Regions from separate parts of the Homo sapiens genome. Here region 1 is linked to region 2. A link is an interaction called in ENCODE POLR2A ChIA-PET data of the cell type or tissue named here. Cell type or tissue: PC-9. All regions are shown on one strand. Each heading gives the region's core, and the rest is flanking DNA. Links, peaks and the distances in the headings are about the cores only.

Region 1 (2,921 bases), core at 314-2,813, 340 kb before region 2:
AAGGAAGACTTTATACTGTTAAAATGATTATCTTTGGGGAATCACATTTAAAGGGACTTTAACCCTTTTACTACTGTTTTATTTTTTAGTTATCATATGTTATTAAAAATAGGGCCAGGTGCTGTGGCTCACGCCTGTAATCCCAGCACTTTGGGAGGCTGAGATGGGTGGATTGCCTGAGGTCAGGAGTTTGAGACCAGCCTGGCCAACACGGTGAAACCCCATCTCTACTAAAAATACAAAAATTAGCCAGGCTTGGTGGCTGGCACCTATAAGCCCAGCTACCTGGGAAGCTGAGACAGAAGAATCGCTTGAACCCAGGAGGTGGAGGTTGCAGTGAGCCGAGACCGCGCCATTGTACTCCAGCTTGGGTAACAAGAGCAAAACTCTGTCTTGAAATAAATACATAAATAAATAAATAAAACTGTTTCTTTGGATAATAAATATGGAATGTTTGACTATTTTTTACTTTCATAAATGTCCGTTACGAAGGTAAAATACTTTTTAAAAATGTCTTTTAAAAAATAAATAACTTGTAAGGGTAAATTTCTTTTTAAAAATGTCTAAATGTTTTTCTGCCCTTGTCCTTTTCTTTACAATGTTAATGTGTGCACAGGTAAGTTGGTACATGGTAAGTTGTACATCAACCTTGATTCCTTGTGGTCAAGGATTATTTCAGGGATGGAGAGCCTCACACACTTCGGTACTCAATACCTAGTCAAATGGAACTTAACTTACTGCTATAGGCAATACAAACTAAGGGAAAGAAAGATCTGAGGAAACCAGGTGAAGGGCGAAAGAAAGTCAGGTGAAGGTTAGTCAGAAAATACTTTCATTCCTCATTAGCACAGATGGTCTTAAACCTGAGAACCACATGAAGGTCAAAAGGAGGTCAGGTTAAGTTTAGTAAGGAGATATACCTAATGCTAAATGACGAGTTAATGGGTGCAGCACACCAGCATGGCACATGTATGCATATGTAACTAACCTGCACATTGTGCACATGTACCCTAAAACTTAAAGTATCGTAATAATAAAAGAAAAGAAAAGAAAATGCTTTCCTTCCTGTTTAGCACAGCAGGGTCTTAAAATTGAGAAGAAGGTGGCTAAGAACTAAGAAGTGCTAGCTAAGGCATGGTCTTTCGTAAACGTGGGTGGATTCTCTCCTTCACCTTCATTCAGGTCGGTTTTTCTGTAGTGAGTTATTCCCCAAGCTGTGAGATTTGAGAGCTATAGGCTCATCGCCCTCTCCTTCTCAGGATGTTTCCTTATTGACATTGCCAATGGCCCTATTAAAAGGCCATACTTCAAATATTAACAGATCACAGGAGCCAGCTTCCTCATTCCATGGTGTGTTAGGCTTTCTAGATGAAAGAGGAAATGGGAGATGACAGTGACCAAATTCTCTGCACCCCAACAAAAAGTTGTGTTTTTTTATATTGATAAAGCTTACCTTGGTTTTCACTTTGAAACGATGCATTTAACAGCAGTTAAGGGAGGAAAGGGGATGGGGGAGGGAGGAAAGGGGATGGGGGAGGGAGGAAAGAGGATGGGGAGGGAGGAAAGGGGATGGGGGAGGGAGGAAAGGGGGTGGGGGAGGGAGGAAAGGGGATGGGGGAGGGAGGAAAGGGGATGGGGGAGGGAGGAAAGAGGATGGGGAGGGAGGAAAGGGGATGGGGGAGGGAGGAAAGGGGATGGGGGAGGGAGGAAAGGGGATGGGGGAGGGAGGAAAGGGGATCAGGGAGGGAGTAACTTATCCTGGCAACCACTATTTTGTTCTTCAACACTACCGTTTTATTTGTTAAAGAATGTTATATAAATGGAAGCACAGAATACATAACCTTTTGAGAATGGCTTCTTTAACTCAGTAAAATGAGGGTCACACAGGTTGTCGTATGTATAAATAATTCATTCTGGCCAGGCAAGGTGGCTCACACCTGTAATCCCAACACTTCGGGAGGCCGAGGTAGGAGAATCACTTGAGGTTTCGCCATGTTGGCCAGGTTGAGAGCAGCCTGGCCAACATGGCAAAACTCTGTCTCTACTAAAAATACAAAAATTAGCCAGGCGTGGTGGCACGCGTCTGTGGTCCCAGCTACTCAGGAAGCTGAAGCAGGAGAATCACTTCAACCTGGGAGGTGGAGGTTGCAGTAAACTGAGATGGTGCCACTGCACTCCAGTATGGGCTACAGAGCAAGACTTCATCTCAAAATAAATAAATGAACAAATAAATAAATAATTCATTCCTTTATATTGCTGAGTAGTATTTAGTATTTCATTATATGGATTACTACAGTTCGTTTATCCTTTCACCCACTGAAGAACACTTGTTTTGTTTACACATTTTGATGATATTAAATAATGCTGCTATCAACATCCATGAGCAGGCTTTTGTGTGAACATGATTTTTATTAGTAGTGGAATTGCTGGATCATATTCTTGAATTTGCAAGAAACTGCCAAACTGTTTTTCCCACAGCTGTACCATTCTGCATTCCTACCAACAGTATATAAGAGTTCCAATCTCTGTCTTTGTCATTCAGGCTACTACAACAAAATACCTTAGACTGGGTAATTTATAAAGAGCAGAAATCTATTGCTTATAGTTCTAGACCCTGGGAAGTCCAAGATCAAGGCACTGGTAGAGTCTGTGTTTGGTGAAGTCCCCCTCCTCATAGAGGGTGCCTTTTCTGTGTCCTCACATGGTAGAAGGGGCAAAAAGGCTTCCTCTCAGGCCTCATGTAAAAGGGCACTGATCCATTCATGAGGGAGAAGCCCTCTCCACCTAATCACCTGCCAAAGGCCCCATCCCTTACTACCATCACCTTGAGGGGTAGGGCTCAACATATGAATTCTGGGGGGACACATACTTTCAGACAAGAGCATAGTAGTTCTTTAGTCTTGCCAGCATTTGGTATTTTG
Region 2 (2,878 bases), core at 1-2,500:
ATTTGGAATTTAATCCGTCAGTCTGAGAACAGCATCCTTTGGTAACAGCATGAATTATTCTAGCCACTAAAACTCTATGAACATCTTGTGAAGGTTTCAGATAGAGCCTGAAGTACACAGAGAACAATTCTTAAAAAAAAAAAAAAATTATTAGTCATGATTTTTTAAAAATCAAAATGTATTAAATGTTACAATTTAACTTAAATATTCCATAATCCCATACAGAAAAAGGATTTTAAAACTGCACTAATTTATTTTTAACATAGTAAAAGTACTCCATCAGTATTTAATTTTATCTTATATAAAATGCCTTTAAGACAGGAATAACTATAAACTGCTGTGAGAGCACCAGTTTAAGAGCCAGGTCGCAGAAACATTACTTAACTTCTCTAAGCCTCTGTTCCATCATCTAGGCCTAAGAAAGCACTTACAGTACATGCTCCATGGGTTTTTCTTTCTTCTGTTTTTTGAGACAGAATCTTGCTCTGTCGTCCAGGCTGGAGTGCAATGGTGCAATCTTGGCTCACTGCAACCTCTGCCTCCTGGGTTCAAGTGATTCTCATGCCTCAGTCTCCCAAGTAGCTGGGACCACAGGCGCACAAAACCATGCCTGGCTAATTTTTGTACTGTTAGTAAAGATGGGGTTTCACCGTGTTGGTCAGGCTGGTCTCAAACTCCTGGCCTCAAGTGATCTACCCACCTTGGTCTCCCAAAGTGCTGGGATTATGGGCATGAGCCACTGGGCCTGGCCTCCACAGTTTTTTAAAATAATAATACTGTTTGATTAATAATATGCAAAAAATGTGTTGAGACCTATGAAGGGTATGAAATTTTACTCTGCTTGGTTTGTTTCTTATTTATTTGAGGTAGAGTCTTACTCTGTCACCCAAACTGGTGTGTGGTGGTAAGATCACGGCTCACTGTAGCTTCAATCTCAGCAGACTCAGGTAATCCTCCCACCTTAGCCTCCCAAGTAGCTGGGTCTAGAGGCCCACACCACCACACCCAACTGATTGGTATTTTAGGTAGAGACAGGATTTCACCATGTTGCCCAGGCTGGTCTTGAACTCCTGGGCTCAAGTGATCCACCTGCTTTGGCCTCCCAAAGTGCTAGGATTACACGCATAAGCCACTGTGCCTGGCTGAGATTTTATCTACTTGTAACCTAACAAATTAGCATGACAGTTTCCTGGGTGCTAGCAGGAAACCTGAGATTCCTGATAAGAGAAAAAGGACAGTTTATTTCTCCCAGTAATGATGGTAGCCAGACTACCTTCATTTTTGCATCAGTTCCCCAGTACCAAAGGCAAGGTGAAATGGGACACTTGACACTGCGAAAACAGTGGACTGAGTTATAACAGAGAAACCTCAAGCTTTTTATAATCAATAGGCTACAAGTAAATCTGTCCTGTTTTAGAGGAAGCCATCATCTGACCTTAGATGATCCACCTGCCTCAGCCTCCGAAAGTGCTGAGATGACAGGTGTAAGCCACTGTGCCCAGTCCCCAAATAACATTATTCACAATGTTATACTTGTGTATATTGGGACTTTATATATAGACAATCATGTCATCTACAAAGGGGAGTGTTATTTCTTCCTTTCCAATCTGTATGCCTTTTATTTTTCTTGTCTAACTACCCTGGCTAGAACCTCCAACATAATGTTGAAAAGGAGTGGTGAGAGTGCACATCCTTATCTTGTTCCCAATTTGTCTTATGAAAGGCTTTAAATTATGGATTCAATTTATTCTCCTAATAGTTATGGGACTAGTCAAATTATCTATTTTATATTGGATGACTTTTGATAATGTATGGTTTTGAGGAACTGGCCCATTTAAATTAATAGATGTTCATAGTGTTTCCTTATTATCCTTTGAATATCTATAGGATCTGCAATTAGATCTCATTTCATTTCTAATATCAGTAACTTTGGTCCTCTTTTTTTTGTTTTTTGTTTTTTTAAGAGACGGAAGTCTCACTACACTGCCCAGGCTAGATTTGGACTCCTGGGCTCAAGTGATCCTCCCACTTCAGCCTATCAAGCCATAAAAAGACATCGAGGAGCTGAGAACGGTGGTTCACACCTGTAATCCCAACACTTTGGGAGGCTGAGTTCAAGCTGCTGGCATAAGCAACATAATAAGACCTTATCTCTACTAAAAATGAAAAATTAGCAGGGTGTGATGGCTTGTGTCTGTGGTCACAGCTACTTGGAAGGGGGTGGGAGGATCATTTGAGCTCAGGAGGTCGAAGCTGCAGAGCCATGATCTCACCACCACACTCCAGCCTGGGTGACAGAGTGAGGCCCTATCTCAAAAAAAAAAAAAAAAAAAAAAAAAGAAAGAAAGAAAGACAGAAAGAAAGAAAGAGAAAGACATGGAGGAACCTTAAATGCATATTACTAAATGAAAGAAGGCAATCTGAAAATGATACATACTGTTATGATTCCAACCACAGTCACATACTACATAACAACATTCTATTCAATGACAAATGGCAATATGAAAAGGTGGTACCGTAAGATTGTATCAGAACTGAAAAATTCCTATTTAAATACTTAGTGATGTCATAGCACAAGAAATTACTCACAAGCATTTGTGGTGATACTTGTGTAAAAAAAACCCACTGCACTGCCAGTCATATAAAAGTATAATACATACAATCATGTATAGTACATAAACCTTGATAATGATAATAAATGACTAAGTTACTGGTAAAATGTTAGGTTTATGTACTTACTCTACTATGCTTTTTATCACCATTTTATACTATATTCCTCCTTCTTCTTCTTAAAAAACAAAACAAAACAAAACAGTAAAACAGTCTCAGGTAGGTCCTTTAGGAGGTATTTCAGAATAAAGCACCATTATCATAGGAG

What was found. ChIA-PET counts read pairs that join two places held together with the same protein. Peaks named below come from ENCODE experiments on the same cell type or tissue, not always from the same donor. Only the 100,000 strongest peaks of a DNase experiment are listed, where the experiment ranks them.
Region 1: POLR2A ChIA-PET joins it to region 2 with 8 read pairs; 2 of 35 experiments call an interaction of 5 or more read pairs at or near these places.

Annotation. Positions count from the first base shown.
Region 1 is chr11:108,585,244-108,588,164 of GRCh38, reverse strand. All of the region lies in intron 1 of EXPH5 (exophilin 5), which reads left to right. Among named protein-coding and RNA genes, the nearest start is that of EXPH5, 7.1 kb to the left of the region's middle. In PC-9, for the core only: no CTCF peak of the experiment used is centred there; a DNase peak (open chromatin) is centred at 1,294; H3K27ac peaks cover 507 bases.
Region 2 is chr11:108,241,204-108,244,081 of GRCh38, reverse strand. It overlaps ATM (ATM serine/threonine kinase), which reads right to left. Exons shown (of 63, transcript NM_000051.4): 6 at 1-129. Among named protein-coding and RNA genes, the nearest start is that of ATM, 20 kb to the right of the region's middle. In PC-9, for the core only: no CTCF peak of the experiment used is centred there; no DNase peak of the experiment used is centred there.